3 separate regions of the Homo sapiens genome follow, and regions 1 and 3 are each linked to region 2. The links are chromatin loops, found by intact Hi-C in ENCODE. Cell type or tissue: A673. All regions are shown on one strand. Links, peaks and the distances in the headings refer to the core of each region. The heading gives the core; the rest is flanking DNA.

Region 1 (8,483 bases), core at 269-8,268, 190 kb before region 2:
TTATGTTGGTTGTTAGAAAGCTACTTTAGGAATGAAGCAGTACATTATAAATAATTCTAGGGATCTGACAGTTACTTGTGTCTAGTAGTGCTGAGCAGAAATCGTTCTCTTAGCCTAAGTCTTATGGTTTCCTTGTTGTATCAAGCGGTGTACTTTTATAATTACCACCATATTAGCAGTAATGAAATGAAAACTCAGATTATGTTATGAAATTTCCAGGACCATTTTGCTTCCTATTGAGGAATCGAGTAATTTTTAGTTTTGTTTATGATATATTATCTCAATGTTTTAGTTTTGTTTATATGTTATCTCAATGAATGAAGTAATTCATACATATTATCAAGTTAGGTATATGGAGAGAAGAGCTTTACCACAGTATTTCCCATTGTAAGAAAAGACAGACAAATTTAAATACATAAAATTGAATGTTTATTAGCACTGTTCTAACCTACTTAAGTTTAATAGAGTAAAGCTAAATTCTAGGACCAGAATTATAACTAAACTTGAAGAAAGTATTTTATAATCTATGTAGCTCTAAATATTCCAATGATCTGAAGCAAATGAATGTTCAGTAGTTAGTCAATATACATTGAAATGAATTCCAGTCATTTCATTGATTTAGAAGTTGAGAGTTTGAAGCTACATTATAGACACATCCAAATTTCGTTATACCTTTTTGGTGGATTGATTCTTGTATCATTATAAAATATGCCTCTTTATTCTTAGTAATGATTCTTGCCTTCAAATTTTTTTTCTGTTATTAGTTTAACTATATCAGTTGTCTTTTAGTTAGTGTTTTCATGGTATATCTTTTTCTGTCTTTAATACTTTCAACCTATCTTGATTACTGTGTCTCATAATGTGCCTTACAGACAGCAGATATTTCATTAAAAAATTATCTTTTAATATGAAACATTTAGTAAATATTTACTTAGTATAACTGGTATTTTGTCATTTTCCTATTTATTATTTGACTTCATCTGTTCTGTGTTCCCATTTTTCTCCTTTTCTTTCCTGTTTTGGAATTTCTAATTTAAAAAAAATTCCAATTTTCTATTTCTAATGGCTTTTTCTTTTACTCTTTTTATAGTTTCCCCAAAAGTGAAAACATTATTCTGATTTTTTTGAAGTATAATATAAGTTAGTACTTTACCATTGTGCACCTAATGAAAGCAGTGGTCTTGGAACACCCTCTGTCATCATCATTTTTCATATTTTGGGGTAGAAGGTAGATGTAGAAAAAAATCACATGATAACAAGACATTATTGTTGTTACATATACATTATGTGTTATATTGTTATACAAGTTATATGTTACCTATAGTCAGTATTTGTTTTGAGTTATCTACATATTGGTGCTTTTTCTAGTACTCTTTATACCTGAGCCTCCTCTAGGCTTATTTTTTCTGCTTTTAGTGCAAGTCTCTTGGAACAAATTCTCTCAGTGTTGGTTCCCTGAAGATGCTTTTATTTCTCCTTCATTTTTGAAGGATTTATTGTTTGGCACAGAATTGTAGATTGGTGGTTACTTTCGTTCAGTTTTTAAAAGATGTTATTCCATTGTCTTATGGTTTCCATCATTTCTGTTGTAAAGTCAGTTGTTGGTCTTACTGTTACTCCAATGAAATATGTTTTTCTTTAGCTGTTTTTATGATTTCTTTTGGTCTTTGTATTTTAGCAATTATTCTGTGATTCTATGATGTGCTTTGGTATTGTTTTCTTTGCACTTTTTTCTGTTGGAGAGTTTATGTAACTTTGAATCTGTGGCCTGATGTCATTCTTAAGTTGTGGAAATTTCTTGGCCTTTGTCACTTCAAATATTACCTCTGCTCAATTTTTTCTCCTGCAGTTCTGGGATTCTACTTACATGTACGTGAAGTCTCATTGTGCTGCATATGTTCTGAATTTATTTCTTAACTTTCCTTTTTTATTCCCCCTCTGTGCTTCATTCTGGATATTTCCTATTAATTTATCCTCTGGTTTACTAATCACCTCTTCTGCCATGTCTAACCTACCCTTAAATCCTTCTAATGAGTTCTTAATTCAGTTATTATATTTTTCACTTTTAGAATTTCCATTTGATACTTTCTTTCATTGATAATTTCTGTGGTGAAATCATCTATTTTGTCATCTATTTTTTTAAACGTGTTAATCACAGTTTTTAATGTCTGTGTTTGATAACTTTAACTTTGAGATCCCCTTGTGGGTCCGTTTCTGTTGACTCTTTTTTTCTTCTCAATTTCCAGATATTTGGCCCTGTCTTCTGACATGTCTAAGTTAGAATACTGAGCATTTTGCATGACAAATTGTAGAAAGTGTGATTGTGTTCTTTCCTCAGATTTGATTTACTCTTTTTTTTTGATAGGATATAAGAGAAGCCTCATTTTTATCCAATCAGGGGTTTGTATAACAAGAATTTCTAATGCTAAATAACAGAACATTGGTCTTAATATAGCAGTTTTTGGAAAGATGCTATTTATTGCATTTATTGGTATTTTGTAAGGAATCTTGATTGCTGGATTTGTCTTTGTGAAAGACTAGTTTCAATTTGCCTTTATTCCAATAGTCTAGTCCTTCGGGGTCTCAGCTGAAAAACTGAGGTGTTTATTGTGGATTGTGCCCTACAGTTACTGTTTTCCTGGCCTTGGAGATTTTGCAGGATGTTCTGAGTCTCCGGTTCTACTTGACTTTTCATTCAGTACTGAATGTGAATTGACAGGTACTTTCAGATAAAAAGCAGTGCAGAATATATGGCTCACCTTAACGCCTGTCTACTTTCTCTGAGATTTTGGCCTCTTAAGTTCTGGGGAGTTTGGCTACTTGCCAGTATCTTTAAACAGCTGTGTATTTATTAATTAATTGGATTTTATCTGGCTTTTAATAGTGTTTTTGGTGTGAGTGTTGGTCTCATACGAACTGTTTCCTCATAGGTGTCAATGGCAATAGCATTTTGTTTAAAAAATTTCTTCCCAGGTGATTTTAATCATTGCTGCCTAATTGCATAACTCCAGGAGGCAACACTCACATCATAGTCTATGTAAACAGTATCCTGTGGAGTTGTGCAGTGCAAAACTTCTGTGGCCATAAGGTCTGAGAAGTGCTGTAGAGTAGGGAATGAGACTCATGGTGGACTTCATAGGTGAGATAGAGATTAACCAAATGGGGAGATGAAGGAGGTCATTGCTGGGCAAAAAAAACAACAAAACCCTTGAGGCTGTAACTGGAATAATTGGTTTTAAGGGCAAATCTTTAGTAAAATTCCAGCAGTATAACAAACTTCTCTAAAGCTAAATAATAAAATAATGTTCTTACTTCAGCAGTTCTTTTGTAAATTACATTTACTGTGTTTTTCATAAAGGTAGAAAAAAATTACCAATAATTTCAGAACCAAAGTCACCATTATTACCATTGACATTTAAAAAAATAATGTTTTATGGTGGAATATTCTTCAAAAAATACTGCCTCATCAGTGTTTTTTGCAAGTCTTTTCCTGTGTTTCTTTCATTTTTCTCTAAAACAAGCAAAAATCTGTATCCAGCTGTTGATTATGTGTATAAAACTATGTGTGAATAAAGACAGTATCAGGAACTTCATCTTATTATCCTTTCTATTATTCAGGATATGGAATAAGATCCCCGAAGGTCCCTAACTATCTTTGGATATTGCATTAATGATTATTATACATATTTTTTGTGGGAGTAATGATGCAGTTAAAGCATGTGGTGGACTTTGACCCTGTGTTCTTCTGTCAGCCAGACTGAAGCAAAAGCTGTAGTCTGCATTTTCTTTCTACCCTTTCACGTAGATAGGTGGCAGCATAGTATCTTTTCTAGCCCATCTTTAAATTCCAAAGCTGAATGGAATTGCCTGGGTCAGAAGAGAAAGTGTTAACTTTCTTGTTTTTCTTTTCTTGTTTTTTAAGGCGAAAGTGTTTATTCATTAAACAACAACAACAAAAAAAATGAGTTGCACTTTGACCATTGATGTAATGGCACTTAACCTGTATTCAGTAGAAAACTGGTACGTTGTATGTTATGCTCATGGTAAAGACAGTTGAGAGAAAGCAGGTTGTTCACAAATTCTGGGAAATGAACAGATTGGGAGCCTGATTTTCTTCCATTTCTCTCTTCTCCTCGCCTTCTGTTTTCAGGAGAGCTCTTTCTGAGCTGGATTATTTTAATTTCTTTGCAAGTGCCCCATTGTTTTTTATAGTAACTTAATGCTTTTTAGATTTCTTCTTAATCTTTACTTTTAAAATATTCTTTTATCACGAACGTTCAAAGATTTATATGTTTTTACCATGTGAAGTTTTGAGGAAATACTTGAATTTATCTTTTGTTGAGGAAGTAAGGACTAAGATGTGCAGGAGATAAGGAATTTATAGTTTATCATGAATCAATGCCCAAATTTAGGATTTATTTTTTAAGCTATAGATATTGATTTATATTCTGAGTCTTATACTAAAAAAAGGCCTGTGAACCTAAAAAGAATTAGTATTTACTATCTTTATCAGAAATAGTAACTTAAAAAATCCCCAAATTCTCAGTGTAAAAAATGCATGTCTAGAAAAATTGCAGAAACTTGAGTAATAGTTTTGTTTTCTAAATAAATGGAGATAAATTAAACATTTTTTGTTAGAATCACTAAATCAATAAAGATTATAAACTTTGAGATGTTTGGAGAAGTTTTTCAGATGTTAGACATTAAATTAGTTTGCATCATTTGCATTTATCATTCCAGTATAATGTTGAATTTTACTTAAAACCCCTCTCGAAAGTAATGTTTGACTTTAAATATTTATTGGCATGAAAATCATTGTCTAGGTTCTAAAACCTGTAGATTGGGTAATGATTTGGCATTTAAGTGAATAAAATAGATGGATTTTGAAGAAAATGAACTTTCATTTTTTACCAAGGTCCATATTTGACTATTTCACATAGTTACTTTAAATGCTTATAAGCAGATGCCTAGTCATTTGGTATATTATGAAACTCTATTTCATTTTATTGGATACTGGTTATTTACCAAAACTAGAAAATTACGGTTTTCAATTAAATATGAAGGAAAGTACCACTGTATTTAAAGAGTATACCTTCTTAAATTTATTGTATGTTTATCCATGAATATTTTATTGGTAACATGTTTTCTTTTTATATTATTCTGGATTTGTGTATTACTTGGATTAGTGGAAAATGTCTACTCCTATGAAATATTTCTGAAGGGATAAATAGTATGGTTGCCATCTTACAGGTAAGGTAACTGAAATTCAGAGAAGTTCAATACCTTGTCCAATCACAAACTTGCCACTTGACAGAGGTGTGATTTGGGCCCATGTCCCTAAGTCATGTGCTTGCTATTACTAAATCCTATTCAAACTCCCATTCAATACTACTTTTTGCATTTTTCCCCCAAGGAATTTTTTAGCAATATTATTGTAGGATTAATAATATTAAATATATTTAAAAATACTAAACATCATAATATCTGCTCTTCAGAGAAAGCTCAGTGAACCTCCTGATTGGTAGATTAATATTTTGCTGTTTTCATTGAGGCAGTCTGTTATATCTTATAAAGGCATCGCAGTGGGTTAAAAATATTTTTTTAAATATGTTCCTGCTGGAAATCAGCTGCAGGCAAAGTTTACTATTTCTCTACATGAGAAAATACAAGGTTTTTAAAAAAATAATTTGTGGCTATTACTGTCAGAGATTATACAGCTAATCTTTGATGGTATACCACTTTAATTCTAAAATTATGTCCTTTAGCTTCTTTTTAGATGAAGTGGATTCTGATAATTTCTAATTGTTGTATACTTATTTTTATGTGAAGGGGAAAAGCATACTAACTGCGTTTAAGGCTATGAGAGCAGTGGGTGACAGAAGGGGAAGAGAGGAGAGAGAATTTCAATAAAGGAAATGCTGCCAAAATTCAGAAGAGGAAAATAAATAATGTTTAGCAGCCTAGCCAACTCTTCTGCTAGGAAGATACATTATTATTATTCCAATTGGCTGATATCTAATAGTGTTGCTAGGGATTTGATGTCAGAACTGTTCCTACAGAATTATTTGCCTAGCCTTTTGGCTAACAAAAAAAAGAAATAGCCAGAAGACTTGGCTGCAGGTAGCTTTGAATATTTGTAAATCTTTTCATAATTTATTTTAATCTTTTTGTGTAATCTGTTTTAAAGTCGCCTGAGTACTTCTGCTATTTAAAAAAATATTGTAGCCTTAATAATAACTTTTATTTTCTTAATATCTAGAAGGTCATTTATTTTGTTCACTGAAGAATGGAAAAAAATTGCTAAAATACACATTTAGCTTTTTAGATTTTTGGAAAGAATAGCCAAGAGTCAAGAATAGCCAAGAGTATTGTGGAATTAAAATTGATATGAGATGAAAATTATTTTTAGTGCTAATATAAAAGTAATTTGGCTTTTTTGTTCCTGTTTCCTGAGATGCTACTAGAGATATTCCTTAGTAACATTTTTTATTTTTTTTGCTTGAAAAGAATAATGTCAGATATAGTTTATATTTCTAAAGAAATAAGAATAATCTATTTATTCTAACAATTGCCAATTCCATTTGTCAGTATATCTCTACGCTTTTAGTGAGAGATGGAACACAGAAACCTTATAATAAATCTTAATCCTGTCCTACAACACCAGGTTGACTGAGTATATGTCCTCATTAAACATGTTTCCATAGTCAGTTATAAATATTAATAGCATTTAACATAGAAAATTTAGCAGTTTTTATTTCTCTGTAAAACTGTTACAGTTACTGTGAATTTAAATGGTTAAAACCTGGCAGCAATTTTATTGTCTTACTCTTCTTTTACTTTTACCAAACACTGTAGCACTGCATTAATTGGTGAATGTAGTAAGGAAGTATGTTATCCTGTTCTCTTATTGGATTGCCCAAACTTTTCTAGAATTTTTACTGCTAAAATATGGTCAGGCAGACAAAATAATTTTTCTGGAATACTTCACCCTCAGCCATGAACCTGACAGTCAGATGCTAGTGAAATACGCTCTGTAAGACAATTGCATACATATGATTACCAAAATTTAGTAGATAATTCTGAACACTCAATGACAGCCATTAGGGAGGTATAAATAATTATTTGTTTCACTTTAGATATTAATTGCCATTAGGATGTAATAAGACTGAGAAAAGTACATTTTACCTGAGCGTTGGGTTGGGAAGTGGAGGGGTTTTATGTAGAATAAGCTTGTAACTTCTTTTCTTATGTTTTAGAATATAATAAACTTTAGCTAAGGGTCATTCCAAAAAGTGCTCATACCCATACAGGTATCATGGGATTTTATTTTAGGATTAAATTAAGATTGCTTATTTTAATGTGAGAGTATTTGCCTTATGAACCTACCCTCAGCATGTGAAGTTGGTTATTTAGTTATTTTGAAAATTCAAATCTGTATGCTTTAGATATCTCAGATGTGATCTAAGCTGTTTCTGTTATTTTTATTTTTTAATTTTATGATTTTTACTGTCTCCAGGTGTTTCTATTCTTTTAACAACAGAGAAAAACAAAATCCTTTACCAGTGGGTACAGTGGTTCTCAGTTGGGAGGAGGTTGACTTTCCCCCACAGAAAACATTTGGTAATGTCTGGAGATGTTTTTGGTTGTCGCAGCTAGGGGAGTGCTACTGGCATCTAGTGGGTGGAGGCCAGGGATTCTGCTAAATGTTCTGCAATGCACAAGAGTGTCCCCTGTAACAAAACATTATCCAGCCGAGTGTCAGTAGTGCTGAGGTTGAGAAACTGTTCAGTAGGAGGAAGATCACAAAGAAAAAAAAAATTTTTACTTTTCAGAGTAGTCTTATAAAAACACAGAAAAGTACGTATAAGCTGTGGTTTATAAATAAAAATTGCTTCAAACTCATTGATAGGAAAATTGTCATTTTATATATAAAATTTTATTTGTAAAACACAGTTTTTTTATTTTAATAAATTGTGAGGAACATTTATTAAGTCATTCAGTACATATTATTGAGTGTCTATTCACTTCCCCTTCGTCTAGGCTCTAAAACAAAGTTCCTGTGTTTAAGGAGCTTACGTTCCAATTAGAGAAGACAGGCAATAAACAAATATATGGTAAACAATATGAGTATTATGACGTATAATAAAGCAGGGTACAGGGGTGGATATAGTCAAGGAAGACCTTTCTCTAGTGACGCTTGAACAGAGACCTGGAACTCAAGCAAGTCACTGTTGTTGACATTCTCAAGGAACAGTAGGGAGACCAGTGTATCTTGAGTGGAGTGAGTTAGGGACAGAGCAATAGGAGATGATGAGTTGAGAGTAGTAAGGGCTGTGATTGGACTGGAGACTTTATTAAGATGGTTAGTGGTTGGGACTTTGTAAGCTGTTGGAGGGTTTTGAGCCATTACACAATCTCATTTACATTTTAGTAAAAAAAACCTGATTGCTATGAAAAATAAAGGACAAGGATAATAGCAAGAA
Region 2 (8,483 bases), core at 345-8,344:
CACTTCTCATCACCAGAGAAGTTTGTGAAACCCACAATGATCATCAGTATCCCATGTCATCTTCACAGTAACTTTTCAAGTTGATAACAGGCTTATATCTTTTTGCCGTATGATAAAACTGAGTCTTACAGGGTTTTGGGGCCCTACTAGGTTCAGTTTGCACAGTTCGGTCCCCCAATCCCAATGTGTTCATACCTGGCTGCTCTGGAAAAGAAGTGGGCATCAAAAAATAGTCTTGATCGAGACAAAGGCAGTTAAAGGAACGTAGACACAGGACCACTGGTGTTCTACCTGAAGTGTGTGGAATCGAAGTGGGCATTGTTGTGCCTGCCTGCCTGTCCCAGACACACTTCTGATACCTGGATATGTCAGTGTGGAGCACACGGTTAGGATTAGAATGAGGGAGGAAAGAGGATATGAGAGTGAGAAGCCACCAGTATTTCTGGAGTTATTTTTATTCCAAATGGTGGTCTTCTGTACCTTTCTACCTGTGAGATCTGGGCAATTTACTTGTGAGAGTCTTAGTTCCCTCACCTATCAGTGAGTGTGATCATTTCTACCTCTTGAAATTGTTTTGGAATTTAACAAAATATGTATGTAGAACACCTAGCATTCAAAATGCCTCACAAGTGACAGATAGCTCCTTCTTCATATACATCCACTGTATCTCCACCAGTTTTCTATCCAGTTCCTGCCAGCATCTTATTCGAGTGGAGAATATCATCTCGTGTTCCAGACTTTTCCTGAGAGAAGCTGAAAGAGGAGCAAATTAGAGCTGCTTTGGGCAGCAATTTTTACACACTCAGAAATAGTGCAACAAAATTAAAGCCTCCAAGCCAAATGGAATACCCACTCTCACCCCTCTACCCAACCTGGGTACCAGCTAACAAAGAATGCATCTCTATTCATTAATAAGTGGGCATTTTTTGTGTTTATGTTACGCTAAATGTTGGAAATGACCCCCTTCCCCTTCACTGCCCTGAATGCCTTAGATCATATCATCTCCTCACCTTATCTTACTGGCAAAGAGGTGTACCTTAATTAGCATTTTACAAGCATTTTGTCTGCATTGGTTACCTTTAAGTTTGATAAGTCCTTGAAAGCTCTATATTCATTCACTCTTCTTAAAGTCTTGCTAAATACTCTCTTATACAACCAGGCTCTGATGACATCATGCTTCGTAGCAAACATACATCCTTGGTGAGTGGCTTTGTCAAATCGGTTGGTTTTCTACATTTGGCACTTTGTGTGTAAGTTGGTTTGTTCCCCTATAGGGATAATTTCTGCACATAAATTCTGGAGAAATAGACTAACGAATATCTAATGCAAAGCTGATTACTCTTCCTTGAGTAAAGTGACATCTCCACAGGATTAAAGTCATATTTGAAAAGAACACACACTTGGAATTGCACAGATCAGGGCTTGATCATTTCCACCATTTAATACCTACATTGTTATTAAATCTCACTCAGCCTCAGTTTTTTCATCTGTAAAATGGGGACAACAGTGTCTTCCATATACATTTACTGTGAGGATCAAATCAAATGTAAGATGTTTGGCCTCCTGCAAGGGCTCCACAGACACAGTTCTTAGTTTTCTTTCCTAATGTATCTCAAGCACCTAAAACAGAGCTTGGCCTATGGTAGGTGTTTGATAAGTATTTATTGAATGAATATCAAATCAATAAATATTTATTAAATGAGTAAATCAATATTGAGTGAATAAATACATATTGAATGAATGCCAATTGACTGAATAAATAAATAATAAATATTGAATGGATAAACAGTTTATAAAACCCTATAGCACCAGGACAAAGGATATCCCTTCACCCCAGTAAGAGCTGTTAATGAGACCAGCAGTCACAGGTGGCTTAGTTGGCAGCCCTAAGCCTATTTTCATCCTCTTCCATCCTCTCCTTGGCTTCTCTAATCACTGTCTCACCCACTCATGCGTCCCCAAATTTTATAGGCTTCTTAATAACTTTGCTGATGTGCCTGGATCTACTTGTGACCTGGCCAGACCCTGTGTGCTGGCTGTGCTGGGAAGAGGAACAGCTCTCAGTGACTCAGGTAAGGTGGAGGTCAAGGATTAAAATGAAGCCAGTTCTCTTTAGCACGGAATAGCCTTTTCTTCACATCAGGACAGCCTGTGGTGCCCTAAACTCATCAAATGATGAACTCTATTTGGATTCTAAATGACAGTTGTCAAGGAAACAGCCACTATTCCCCCACCACCCAACACCTCGAAGGGAAACCTAGAAGTCTCTCTCATTAGAGCGAAGCCTGACTTTTGCTGGTTCTCCTGCCCTCTTGCCCTGGCATGCCGGGATCTCACAGCCCCCTCCCGCACAGCATAGCAGTGAAGCCTCAGCTGTGGTCCTGGAATGGTGAATCTTTGGGACTCTAGATCTTAATTTCCTAACCCCAGCCTTGGCTTGTTTTCAGGCAAATAGAGGTCAGCCTGTCTGGTTTTCTTTCAGTGGGGCTAAAAGCCAGGCCATCCTTTGGGTGTTTTCAAAATCTGGGGCAAATTGCACTGTGTCTCCAGTCTCCTCAGCCCCAGCTCCCCCACCATAAACCATATACTTGTTTCTGGTTAAAATGAATAACAAAGGCAGACATAAAGAAGAATAGAGAGGGAGGAGACACCACAAAGCAGACCCTGGGGGGCAGAGGAGAAAGAAGAGAGGAGAAAGGGCAGAGAAGGCCCCTTGCTGGTAGGACTGTGTTCCACCGCTATGGAGAGCAGGAGGGAAGGCTGACAGACGGGAGCTCCTAGCTTCCGACTGTTTTCAGGCTGGAAGCACCCGCCTCCATTGCTTTTTCCTCTGGCCTCATGATCTCTGAAGCCAACAGAGTGGGAAGTATGAGGGGAGAATGTCAAACGCAGAGCCCAGAGGATGGTGCGATCCAGAGTGCCGTGTTCCTAGACCTTCCATCTGCACACCCCCAGTGCCAGTGCAGAGTGTGCTGTCAGAGCAGCCCAGTCTTTCCATGCCTCATCTTCACTGGAAAATAAGAAAAGACACGTCCGCTGCCTTAGTATTGCCTGCATACTACCACTTGGCAGACCTTCAGGGTTTTATGACAAATAGTAATGAATAATTAACTAATCATTTGAGCTGCTGAAGATAACGGCCTTGCCTCAGCTTGCACCATCCCAGACAGGCCTTGACAGTGTTTCCTTTCTTCATAAAGGCTGGCTGAGATGCGGGCTCTCTCCGAACACCCGTGAGGCCATCAGGGAACTGGATCGTTCCTTCCTGCATTCTGCTTCTCACTAAGCCGCTCACAGGAGAGTGAGACAAATACAGCTGGTGACTCGACTCTCTCTCAGTCCTGCCGTGCTTTTCTATTGGAGACCAAAGTGTTGGGGGCCTACGACCTCCATGAGCTTCATTAGAGCAGTGGCTTGTCCCCTAGGGGACATTTGGCACTGTCTGGACACATTTCGATTGTCACAACTGGGAGAGGGAGTATTGTTGCTACTGGCATTTAGTGGGTAGGGTGCAGGGATGCTGCTTAACATCGTACAGTGCACAGGATGGGCCCCCACACCAAGAATTGTCTCGGCCCCAAATGTCCACCCTGCAGTAGAGTGGCAGAAGGACATGTCTCCCCAACATGTTCCATTGCATCCTGGTGACTGTAGGTAGCCCAGGACCAGAGAACCTTGGGCTCCCTCGAGTGGTGATTCACACTATGACAGCCAAGAAGGGCCCATAGCTGCAGGGGGTAGGGCGTGTGTGTGTGTGTGTGTGTGTGTGTGTGTGTGTGTAACAAGTCATTTCATTCATCACAAAATATGCTTTGGTTGACGGTGACAACAATTTTCATAAATCATTAATGAGCCATTTTCTTCTCTCTATGTTGTTAATATCTATGCAGAGGCCTTTGAATTCAGAGAGCAGATTTCCTTCTGATTAGTCAAACAGAGTGTTTATTTTTTGAAATATGTTCTTCCCATTTAGAGTAGCACTTGAGTGTGAATTTGTGTGATTTCTTTCTGTTTGTTTTCTTCCTAAATGGAAACTCCAAGAGCTTCCATCACGTTTCCCAGTCCTTCTTTTGGAAAGAGAACATTAGAAGGTTCCAGGATGGATGGCTCAGAGATAATGCTTCCATTTACATTTTTGAAGGGATGAGGATAAGGGGGTGGAAGGTAATTTTAAGATTCCAATTCTGATCATATGAACCATAATGAGAGCAAATCTTGCATGGTCCTACAAAGGTCTCTACAGTGAAGCCTTTGCAAAGCACATCTTGTTTATGACAGATTATTTGGTTTCCCAACCAAGCAATATTCTTAATGGGTTATTTAAAATTTAACTGACTGTTCTCATTTATCTTGTAGCCTGTCATCATGGCACTCCCATGTTCATATAATAATAATAATATCTATTGAGTACATTCCACATGACAGGTACTGTGTCACATTCATTAACTCATTCATTCTTCACAATAGTTGTATAGGGAAATACAACTCCATCTTTCACAGGAGGGATTGGAGACAAAAAGATAAATAACTTCACAAGGTCGCTCAGCCAGCAAGTAACAAAGTGGGAAAGGAGTCAAGGTCAGTCAGGTCCCAAAGCATGCTGACCGTCCCACTGAGATCTTTAGGGTTCTGGTCCATCAGAACAGCTCTCCAAGGGGCCCTGGGGGGTCTCGGCCAAGCACCCCACCTCCTCCATCCTGGCATCATTCTTGTGATCCTTTCCTCCTAAGCTCTCACCCCTGAGGCCAATTCCTTGCTACGCTCCATCAGCTGTTCTCCTCCTCAACTTCAGGTCTGTGTGCCTGTTTTCTCATGAGAAACACCCTCCCTTTTTCCTCCAACACTTCAGGTTCTGTTTTTGTTCAAAGCCCACTTCTTACCACCACCATAAAGCCTTCCCTAATGTTTTCCATGTTGAAAATGTGCACCGTCTAGGTTTGGATGAAAGCCTGGCTCCTTCCACACACAGCACTGCCTAAGAGATAATAAAATATATCTATGTCATGCACTGGGTTTACAATTTGAGGTCTCTGTACCTCCTTCATTACCTGCACGATAAGCTGAATCGATGGAATTAAAATACCCAGCTCATTTCAGAGGATTCTTACCATACATAAATGAGATAGTGGAAATGAAAACTTTTCATAAACGTAAGGCATTGTTTGATTATCATCCTGGTCTCTCTATCTTCAATTTTTATTCCTTTCATTTTTCTTTTCTCTGTCTACTACCAGATTTGGTTCAGTCAGAGACACAGCCAGTCACTAGCGGTAGGGCTGGAGAGAAAGTGGTTTTTCTTTTCTTGATTTCAGAATTTCCAACTGTAAAAATGCTACATGTTACAAGCAGCCTCAGACCCCATCGTAGATTGTGTTTTTAGAAAAGCAGGGAGAGGCCAGGCGCCCTGGCTCACGCCTGTAATCCCAGCACTTTGGGAGGCCGAGGCGGTCGGACCACGAGGTCAGGAGATCGAGGCCATCCTGGCTAACACGGTGAAACCCTGTCTCTACTAAAAATACAAAAAATTAGCCGGGCTTGGTGGCGGGCGCCTGTAGTCCCAGCTACTCGGGAGGCTGAGGCAGGAGAATGGCGTGAACCCGGGAGGCGGAGCTTGCGGTGAGCCGAGATTGCGCCACTGCACTCCAGCCTGGGTGACAGAGACTCCGTCTCAAAAAAAAAAAAAAAAAAAAAAAGAAAATCAAATGACTTCAGTCATGTAAATGATCCGAATAGCATCTTACATCCCAGAAAATGCAGATTTTAATAAAATGTGGGGAAAATTCACTTAACGATGCCACTCTGCAAGGAGGGGAGGAATTAGAGATTTCCTTTGCTATTAACAACATCACCATCCTGACATTGATGGGTGACAGAAACGGCTTTTTTTTCCTAGGATATTTGTTAAATATATAAGGGAAAAATCCTGTTAAATGTTCATTGAAATTGTATTGGCTTTAGAAATTAATTTATAAAGAACTGACATCTTTACATATTGAATCTCTCCATCTAATAAAGTATAGCTCTCCATTTATCCAACTCTTCTTTTATATTTTTTAGTAATTATGCCCATAAAGTCTTTTATATTTTCTGACATTTATTGCTGGGTAGCTGCAGCTTTTCTTGCTATTACCATAGGCAGTTTATTTAAATTAAGCTTATTTCAATTAAATAAAATAATAAAATAATTAATTAATAAAACAATCAAAATAATTATTTTATGATTTAATTATTTAATTGAATTTTAATTCTCATGTGTATTTATTAAATGTTATAGTTGTTTATTATTAAATTTTATTAAATTGAACTTATTATGGACAAGCTTCCCTGTGTTTTGTGAAAACTCTACCATTGTTTGAATATTAACATTGTAACATTCGTGAAGCACATATTCAGCACACAGGAACCACTACAATCAGCCTTTGAAACAAATGAATGTGACATTGTCTCTGCCTTTGGGAAGTGTTGCATAACTTTAAAACATGTTAATAACTAACAGCATAATTAATACAGTAAACTGATTGGCTATGGCCTTGTGCTAGAATCCCAGAACTTTCTAATAAATGGGAACACCTATTATATGAGCCTAGAGGCCCCATAGTCCCTGTGGTCAGGAACGCCTCACTTTTAACTATGAAAAATTCCCCCAATTGATAGTCACTTTAACTAAGAACTCTAAAACCCAGAGATAAGAATTCGATAGTCCTGTGTTTCTCTTACTGGTTACTCACACTCTGGAAGACTCCAGTGATGGATTCAAGAATACCATACGGTGGCCGGGCACGGTGGCTCACTCCTGTAATCCCAGCACTTTGGGAGGCCGAGGCGGGCTGATCATGAGGTCAGGAGATCCAGACCATCCTGGCTAACACAGTGAAACCCCGTCTCCACTAAAAATACAAAAAATTAGCCGGGCGTGGTGGCGGGTGCCTGTAGTCCCTGCTGCTGGGGAGGCTGAGGCAGGAGAATGGCGTGAACCCGGGAGGCGGAGCTTGCAGTGAGCCAAGATCGCGCCACTGCACTCCAGCCTGGGCAACAGAGCAAGACTCTGTCTGAAAAAAAAAGAAAAAAGAAAAAAAGAAAAAAAAGAAAAAAGAATACCATACCGTGATTCAGCACAATACACTGGGGTGATCAGCAGAAACCAAAGAATATATTTTATGCATCAGACTGAAACACTGATTGTGTATTAAAATGTTTTGACTAATTTAACTTGCAAATAATTTAAAACACCTATATTAAGATAACTAGGGATACCTTATGAGCTGGAATGCGAAACTTCCATTTCTATTTAAGAAAAGGTGTTAGGACACTCTGCCCAGGAGGTTCCCAATCAGTCTTCTCTGCCTTTGGTGTCTTCAGGGGAAATGCCTTTGATGCCTCAGAAGAAATCATCAATAACATGTGTATACGAGACCCATCTGAATCCAGTTCTCCCCTTGCTTTTGCTATTCCCTGGTTGCTCTTTGGACTCTTCAGGAAGATACCATAATGCCATTAATACATCTTTTTACCTGCTCCAGTGATCCTAGAGCACCCACTTAAGATCTGGTGGAATAAGTGCCCCAGGCAAAGTTTCCACAACTTAGGGTTTACAATTTGAGATCTCTGTGCCTCCTTCATTACCTGGAAAATAAGCTGAATAGATGGAATTAAACTACCCAGCCCACTTCACAGGATTCTTACCATACATAAAAGAGATGATAGAATGGGGTGCCGACGCTGGAATGCAGAGCATGGCATTTGGTTTCCTGTGTGCTATGTTAGTACTATATCCAGAAGGGGTGAGCTGATTGATGAAATGTGGAGGGGAAGCAACACATTTTTGCAAGTAGTTCCACAGTGGAAGAAAGACTTGAGCCAGAAGGACTCCTGCCTGCTGCTGATAGAGGCTGATTTGTAAGATGAGGCTTGGCAGAGAGTATCAATTCTGAGCTGAATTTTACAAAGTCAATTAGTTGGCTATGACACATCTATCACCAAGTCCTGTTTACTTTTCTTTTGGATTATTTCTTCCTATCACCTGTGTTCCTCCATTCCCATTGCCACCTCATAGTTGGATTTCTTCAACGGATTGATTCATTCATGTTCTCATTCAATAAACATTTAATCAACTCTGTGCCGATTGCTCTGCCAAGCTCACAGTTCCCTCAAGACCTCACAATCTACTGAGGGATAAAAAAATGAAGCATCAGTTACCAATTGGTGGTGTACAGACAATTGCAGAGAACAGTGTGGGATGCTATGGGACTGTGGAGAAGATTGAGCTTATCCAGCCTTGGGGGTCAGGGAGACTTGATATCTAATTACTGAGGAACAAGAGGGTGCACGGAGGAAGGGAAAAGAAGTACGATCCTCTAAGCCAAAAGAAAAGCTGCAGATAAACAGAGACGTATAAAGTTCTGGTGTGGAGCTTGGGTCCTAAAGACTATAGAAAATTTGGAATAAATGGAACAAGATAGGGAAAGGAGTAAGAAGTGAAGTTG
Region 3 (8,483 bases), core at 269-8,268, 150 kb before region 2:
GTTTGTTGAAATTTTTTTTTTTACATATTTGTGTTAGAGCCTTACAGAAAGCATACAATTAGGGAATTGTATTATCAAAAAAGTTATTTTTTCCGCTAAGAAAGAACTCTGGTCAGTTTAGTTTTCAGAATAATAGATGTTGTAATATGGCAAATTCATAGATTGCCTTGTTGAGTTTTGTTGTTGTTTACAGAAACCCAGAACCAGTAGCACCCTGACTCTTAGGCAGTTTTCTGTTCATTAGTTTCTTTCATATGTCATTTTAGTATTTATTTTTTAATGCATATTCACTGACAGTTAAATTGAAAGTAGATTGTAGACTTTCAAAGGAATTGTCAAGAAAGCAAGTGTAATAAAAGGTTATATTTTAATGAAGTGATACTGTCATAATTTTTGTGAGGTTTTAGTATTTGAATAGGTTTTTTTTTGCATAGTATAATGTTGATTTTGTTTTTCCAAGGGGATTCCAGCAATGTATGAAAGATAATTTAAAATTCATAATACTCATATATAAACTGTTTAAATCTATAGAATATTTTTGGAATAAGATTAAAAACATGATAGAGTGGATACAGAATAAAGACTTAATAACTTTCTTACATCTGAATATAATTTTTTATTTTTAATAGGATACAACATCTATTGAAAAGATGTCAAACTGTTGTGAAGATATGTAAGTATAAAACTGAAGTGTATAGTATTATTTAAAATTGGAAAGAACTGGACATACTTGAGAAATATGTGCATATGGTAGATAGATAATATAATGATGGCTTTTTCTTGGTGCATTGTCTGAGGCCTGTGCTAGGCAAGCTACCCCAGTCTTACAGTAGGGGTTTTCCAGCCATGGTAGTTTTCACACTAAAATGCTGATCATTCTTGTGCCTTGTCTAACTAAAGTAAGTTAAATTATTTGTCCTGAAAGTACATCAAAAGAGATTTGCTACTGTGTTGTTGACACACATTCTGTTAATCCTGAGATTTTCCTCTGCTTCAAAAGTTGCGCTCGGTTGATTGACGACACAGATACAATATCTGCTATCCAGAGTTAAAACTCAGCTGCATGCCATAATGAAAGAAAAGCTGTATTTATGATGCTGGGACACAATTCATCAGAGTCCAGTAATGGATCCCCAGCCAATCTGTATTGTTTTAGCTGACTGAAGTGCACCATGGGAGTGCTGTCTTTCACTAATAATGCTGTCTTCTGTAGATCGAGGCCCCGAAAGCCATGGCAGCAGACCTTCTCAGAAGTTTTTGGCACTCGTTGGAAGATCCTGTGGTTCATTCCTTTCAGGCAGAGGCAACCACTGCGAGTTCCCTACCACTTTGCCAATCATGTCTAAACAGATGGATGGTGGGCACAGATGGGTCCTCCATGCTGGCAATGCGTTACAGGTTTTATGATAATAGAACTATGACAGTCTTCAAGTCAATTAAAATCCACCCACCAGTCTTAGGCATCATAATGTGCCCCAGGCTTTATTTTAATAGTGATCTTGATCCTGTTGTGGGACTAATACAAGATCTATATTTAAGTTTTAAAGCATGTTTACTTTCAAATTAGCTTTCCACAGGGATTTCTTGAAATGCTTTTGTTATTAAACTCAAAAGGCAGTGATTAGGATGAAATAATTGTACATAATTTATTTTAGTACTGACAGTGTTACAGATTCTAATTTATGGTAAATTTCAGATGTTTATTTAAAATTTTCACTTTTAAACAGTAACCAAATCTAAATTTAATTATTCAGGTTTTACAAAAGTTGATACACCTTCTTATAGTATAGGTAAATTTTCTTTTTCAAATCCAATTTAAAATAACCTTTCCTTTTAAATGTGCTGCAACGTTTTTAAAAATGCAGCAGCATAGGAGTGAACAACAGCAACACAAAACGGGCATTGGTTTCTTAGGAGTGGCTTGCTTACGTTTTCTTCTTTTTTCTTCACCAAAACCAACATGAAAGTACCACTGAAGTAAAACACCAACTACCTACCTTACTATAAAGGAAATGTTAAAATTTTTTTCACAATAATTTTTTCAATTTTCACTATTACTGTTGTAATTATTGATTGTGATTAAAATATTTGCTCCCAGGAGAACTCCTGACCAGTGGGCATGTATTCCTATTTTATCCTAAGATTTTAATGAGCAAAAAGGGGAGAGAATTTGCAATAACTTCACAATTACCTTTTCTAGTGCAGTTATATTAGAATGCATATGTTTTTAAAATGCTAGTATAACTAGATAGTATATAATGTACAGTATAAAGAGGAATATTGTGCTTTTGAAAAGAGTATACTTTTTACTTTTATTTATGTACTAGTAGATGTAAAATTTCACATTGAAGGTTTATATATATTGGCCAACTCATATAGAAATTTTATTTATAGGAAGCTACTACTAAAAAAAGTCACTAACTTTGTGTACCTATAATCCCTAAATTAAAATTAAATTTTAATTGGCTGGCTGTAATTTGCATTGAGAGACCTTTTACTAGTAGCTAGTGTTAGGAAGTGAACCTAAAATAAGAAAATATAATGATCTGTGTTTATCATTAGCCTTGTACAAATGTAAATTACTAATAGTGATGTTCTTTTGCAAGGCATAGAACATTTGTATGAAAAGACATTTAGTATGCTTTGAAAAAAACTCAGCTTTTAGTTTTTTTCCATTAGAATACTGCAAAACCCATATATCTTTTTAAAAAATTTATGTACTCACAGTCTTTCCCTTGAAGAGAAGATTGAAAAAGTCTACTGTTCATAAACCATGCTAACATTTTCCTTTTAGCTAGTTTTGAAAGTAAGGAACAATACCTGGGAAATAATTAAACAGAAGGTTACCATTGTCAGCCAGTTGGCTATACTGTGGTTAGTTCTTTCAGAAATTGTAAATATCTTGTAGCATATTCTGAAATAATAGAGTAAGTTCTTCTCAGAGATGTTAATATCATGTTTTTCATGTTCTAATTAGAATACTTTATTACTTACAAACTCAGAAATACGAACAGAAATACAGCAGACGAACATATTTATTGGTACTGAAAAGAGACGTAGTAAATTAAATAGAAGAAATATATTTATAAAGCTTAGTGAAACACAAAATTAGAATGTTCATGTCAGGCACAAGGGTTTGGATTTTGTGCAAGCTAATTTGGCCACATTTGGCCTGGTGACAGAACTGTTCATAAGGAAGTAATATATAGATAAGGTAGGTAGATATCAGTTGAATGCCTTATATTGTATACATTCCTTTCAAATAAAGACCTTGAGAAAACAGCAGAGCCAAGTGAAGATCACCTAAAGAACTTTGTGGCTAATTTATACTTCATGTAGTAGCAGTGGGTACTGGGCAGGGTCTCTTTCCCACTCTGATGATTTGTGCTCTTATTTTTCCTAGATTTACCTCATCTAGGGCATATTCTTTTCCCTCTTCCTCTTTACCTTTCCTGGTCCTGATCCCTCTGTACTCAGTTCCCCTAAATTATTGGACTACAAACTAATATACTAGAAAAGCATACACTTATTTTATTTGAATGCAGAAATGCTATCTATCAGTATATATACATAAGAATGTATATTACAGTATATCTATATATACTTAACACTGTAACTTTCAGTATTCCCCAGTTAGCGTACCTAACTCTCCTGTGGGTTTTGTTAATTCTTATTAGACTACTAGAGAAAAACCAACTGGCAGTTTGCTAAGCATATCTACTGGTGTTGTTTCTGCGCCCTCTTTTGGCTAATTGATGTAATTATACTGGCTCTAAAGATTTACTGCCCCATAAGTAAATAGTATAGCCACATTCTGAACATATCAAAAGTACAAACTTAGGAGGAGTGTATGTACAAAAATGTAAAATTTTATGAAAATGAACATGTTTTTATGATGTTATTTCTAGTTCATAAGAATGTGATGACTGCTTTGCTTCATTTATGTACGTTCCCATTATATTCTTGCTGTCAATCAATCACAAATTTATATCAGATTAGGATAAACTAAGCCATTTTATGTATTTTATTTTAAACCTTATTTTGGCAGAGTAATTCCTTAGAATTGGAAAAGCTGTTACTTTGAAATTACCAATTTATTACAAAACATAGAAATGTATTGTAGCTACAAAGACAACCAAGCATTTTCTGTGTTTTAATGAATATCTAAAAAACTACATTTAGTTTATTTTACTCAGTTTTGAAATGATTTTTTTACTGGCTCTATTGCCTTAAAATAACTAAGAGATTAATGATTCTTTGTATAATTTTCCTTTTCTTTGTTCTTTTTTTTACATTTCGCAGAGTTATATCTATAGTTTTAGTAACAATTTCTTATGTATTCTGGATAACTGAAAACAACTAAAGGTGTTGGGCATTAGAAAATAATTGTGAGCAGTAAGATTACTGATGTAATATGTATGTTGGACTGAAGTATTTCTTTATAAACATTCTATTTGATTTTAAGCAAAATGTATGTTAAAGCATGTTTTTACATCAGTAAAGTCATTTGTCGACCTTCTGGAAATGAAAGGTTTTTACCTAGATACTGTAAGTTACACCTCCTTAACAATCATATTTGTCATTGTTGTTTTCTGCAAACAAAAATGTTTATGGGCTTCATGTAGGCTTAAGATTGTAGGCAAAAATGGACTGAGTTCAGGACCCTTCAAGCAGTAGGCATTCAGTTACAGAGCAGTTGGTACTTTGTAACCCAGACTTACAGTTTAAAAATATCAAGTTAGCTGATGTTTCATTATAATAAAAATACTATTTTGCTTAAGAGTTGTATTACAAATATTTGTGCTTAACATTAGAAATAGCTGTTTTAAATTGTAGTTAACATATTAACTTTTTCAGAAAAAAAGCATGGTTTATTTTTAATAATGAAATAGAGAACATAATACGTAATGTTCAGTATAACAGCTGAGTTAAAACATCTGCCAGGATTAACATCAGTGCGTTTTTGCCAATGCATAGAGGCATTTTTCTCTAAGTATGATGGCTAATGATAACTATTCTTTGTTACACATTCAAGTCACTCCCATACAAGTAACTAGTGGGTGATATGTTTCACTCCAAAGGGTGTATTAATTCTGAATGCTAATCATGAAGACTTAAGTTAGGACAACACTTCAAACCAGGAAGTGTGAACTGATTTAGATTATAGCTACACAATTTTCTGTGTGTTAGATCATGGGGTAGTTTGAGTGTTTTCACATGTATTGCTATAAAATCACAATGTACCAAGCTCTGGTTTAATATGCCATTAATACTAATTAATAGAGCTGCTAGTCTCTCTCTGGACTTTTCTCTAGTCTCTGCTTCTCTTGCGCTTCCTGTATCAATAGATTACTTAGCTCAAGTTTACCAAGTTTAATAACCTATAGTTACTTTATTGAATAAGTTTCTGACATGACCTCTAATATACATAGATATATCTAGAATTTATTTGATAAAATTCACACATACAAACATTGAGTAGTTTGCTAATAGATACAAATATTAGATTTTCACACAACTCTACTACTGCTTTAAAAATATAAGTATTGGTAAGTGTAGCAAATAAGCCATGTACATTTAATGTGTTCTACTTGCTAGTATTAACTGTATGATTAATGAATGTGTTATTTAATGCCCAAGTTTGTTAACTTTTATTCTAGAAATCATCCTCTGAATTTATTATAAATCACAGATTTCATTGTGCTCTATATTTAGTCATTCTCAGTTGAATTCTAGAATATTCCACAGTACAGTATAAGAAAGTATTAGAACCAACTTGCTTGAACTATTTTGAACCAGTGTTGTAATTCTATATGTTAATCAGTATTTAGCATTTCTGCTCCTTTTGAGATGATGATGGTTTAACTTCAGGAAAGTGACTTTTCTGACTTCTTTTATTATCATTGTGCAATTTTTAGCAACAAAACTCACTATATCTTTGTCAGTTCTTCAGATGTTACAATACTGCCTGCTAATTTGAAACAGAAATAACAATGGTATTTTAAAAAGTCATTGATATTACTGATACTTTCCATTATCATTATATTTTTTACTATTATTATGTTCTTTTTGCCTTGTCCACCCTAGAGAATAGGTACAAATGAGTAGTGAGTATCCACAAACTTACTAAGATGGAGAGAAGGCTAGATGGTGCATGAATAATCAGCATCTCAGCAACAGAGTTGACTGGAGCCAGTTTCTGACATCAGAGAATCTCTTTGCTGTAATCATTTTAGCCTTATCTCTTATTTATACCATTTTTATGGGAAGAGTTGTTAGTGCATATAAGCATTTAGTTTGAATTATTTAACTTAAAGAATTTATATTGCGGTTTCTCTTCAGTTGGTCAGATGCCTTTTATAAATATTTTAGTTTTAAATATAATTGTGTAGAGTATGATCATGTGAAGTGTTAAAAATAATGTGGAAAACTCAGCTATTTAATGCAGAGGAGAAATGAATAGGTTGACCAAAGTTTGAAAAAACTGGCACCTTTTCTGGAAATCTCTTATTGCAAAGAAAAGATACTGAGTGTATAGAAAATTTTGTCACCAGAGGAAAAATAAACAATATATAAGGGTGGCTTTCACTTTAACATTTGGGATATTTTGGAGTTCTTGATACCTCGAAGGTCTCCATTTCTATTGGTATTTTGAATATCTGTAACATGTAATGTCGTTCTTATAACAGTTCAACACTGATTTTTTTGGTATCGATAGCTTTATATATAAACAAAGATGCGGACAAAATAGCTTAACAGAAGTTGTGGGCTTTTTTGTGGCTTTGCCTGCCTGTTTGACCAAATACAGGGTTTAATTGTTTGCAGGCTGTTAACTAAAGGGAAAGCTTACCTGCGTATTGCAAGCTATATATTCTTGCCAGTATACATTGGATGATATTTTAACCTACTGGTGCCTGAAGTTCGTGTTTTATAACCTCAACAACTATAAAACATCCTGGTGCTATTCACTTTAGCATTGAGTGACATTTTTAATTCCTGTACCAAAGAGTTAATTTTCTTTTTGGTTGACTGAGTTTTCTTCTCACATCGTTGTGTATTTATAAAGTAGAATTTAATGTTACTAAGAACAGTTTGATTAACAGATCTTATTTTTTGCATGCTGCTCTGGCAATTTAATGGATTTTAAATGTTTCTCATTTGGATTTTTTTTTAGGTAGGCATGTATGGATTTTAATTTTGTATTTTAATATAGCTTGGCTACTTTAAAAGGTAGTTTGATAGGCTGAAATTACAAAAGATAATTGAAGCACTTTTCACAAGTTGTTTTATTTCTGCAACAATGAATAAAAAGGTAAGAACTCTAATTTATATAAATGAACTATATAGCTTATTGGGCACTTTAGTGAATACTGAAACAAAATACTAAGATGAAGAGTTAAGGTTCGTTCTCATTACAAATCGAGTTCAGCGTGTGTGTGTGTGTGTGTGTGTGTGTGTGTGTGTGTGTAATCTTTAGTGGCTTTAAAGAATAATATTGCCATTTGTCTACTTTGCAAATAAAGATAACAGAACACCTTTAAAATATATGTATGTGTACATATGTGTGTGTAGATATATAGAGAGAGAGATACGGAGAGACAGACAGACAGAGAGAGAGACAGAGAGAGAGATGCTTTCCCAAGAGGAAATGCATATGTACCTTGATTTAAGCAAAACTGATAACAGAAAATTGAACTTAATGAAAGAAAAAAGTCTGGATATGGTTACTCACTTTACATAGAGTAAGATTTTTAAAACTAATTTTGCTTAGTAGTTAATTTTACAAAAATGAAGAGAAACACCCTTTAAGTGTACTCGTAATTTAAAACACCTTTGAAATGTAATTGTCCAAATGTAATGCTGCTATGTATATTATTTGGGTTCCAGATTTTTCCCTTTAAAATTCTCAAAACACTCAGTGTCCTTACAACTGCAGCTAAAATGGTTAATCATTCTGGCAAGAAGGTGACAGTGTGTATATTGGAAAGGCAGACATTCACATTTGAAAATATTTTGCATTATTGTTAGCTAAAATCAACCTCTCCTTGAATGTAGATACAATATATGGTTTTGCAGTCAATTCTGAATGGAAAAAAAGAATCAAGTCTGAAATTTATGTGAAATGTGGCTTCAGATCATTTGAACGATATGTAGAAATCTAGATGAACATATCATTAGAGGTGAAAGCAAAATTTGAAAGCCTAATGAGATGAAGCAACATTATCTCTCTCTAATCTGCCAACAATATTCCCTAGATTGTGTTGCCACTGTATTGATTCTGAGTAATTTGGCTTGTTTATGCGTGATTTAAATGCATGTGGCTGAATGCAGTAATTTTTCAAGTTATTGAGTAGTAGAGAATTCACCACTATTCACTGTCTCCCAGAGATGAACATATAAAAGAAAAAAAATTCTACTTCATATATGTAAGAATAAAGCAACTAAATGATACAAAAGTAAAAACTTCCACCAGAATCAGAGAT

The links. A loop is a pair of places that touch in the nucleus more often than their neighbours do. Peaks named below come from ENCODE experiments on the same cell type or tissue, not always from the same donor. Only the 100,000 strongest peaks of a DNase experiment are listed, where the experiment ranks them.
Region 1: it touches region 2 in a loop (4-fold over the local background); 43 of 110 quality-filtered maps call a loop at or near these places.
Region 3: a loop joins it to region 2, with 2.9 times the contacts of the local background. A loop is called at or near these places in 9 of 110 quality-filtered maps.

Annotation. Positions count from the first base shown.
Region 1 is chr9:14,648,275-14,656,757 of GRCh38, reverse strand. All of the region lies in intron 7 of ZDHHC21 (zDHHC palmitoyltransferase 21), which reads left to right. Among named protein-coding and RNA genes, the nearest start is that of ZDHHC21, 41 kb to the left of the region's middle. In A673, for the core only: a CTCF peak has its summit at 3,789; a DNase peak (open chromatin) is centred at 3,817; H3K27ac peaks cover 320 bases.
Region 2 is chr9:14,460,870-14,469,352 of GRCh38, reverse strand. It overlaps a transcript of NFIB not described here. Among named protein-coding and RNA genes, the nearest start is that of TRH-GTG1-6, 31 kb to the right of the region's middle. RefSeq lists a silencer at 2,608-2,902. In A673, for the core only: a CTCF peak has its summit at 3,696 (motif pointing left); a DNase peak (open chromatin) is centred at 3,702; H3K27ac peaks cover 556 bases.
Region 3 is chr9:14,611,829-14,620,311 of GRCh38, reverse strand. ZDHHC21 (zDHHC palmitoyltransferase 21) reads left to right here. Exons shown (of 10, transcript NM_178566.6): 9 at 630-673; 10 at 1,214-8,483. The coding sequence ends at 1,346. Among named protein-coding and RNA genes, the nearest start is that of ZDHHC21, 77 kb to the left of the region's middle. In A673, for the core only: a CTCF peak has its summit at 3,740 (motif pointing left); a DNase peak (open chromatin) is centred at 3,731.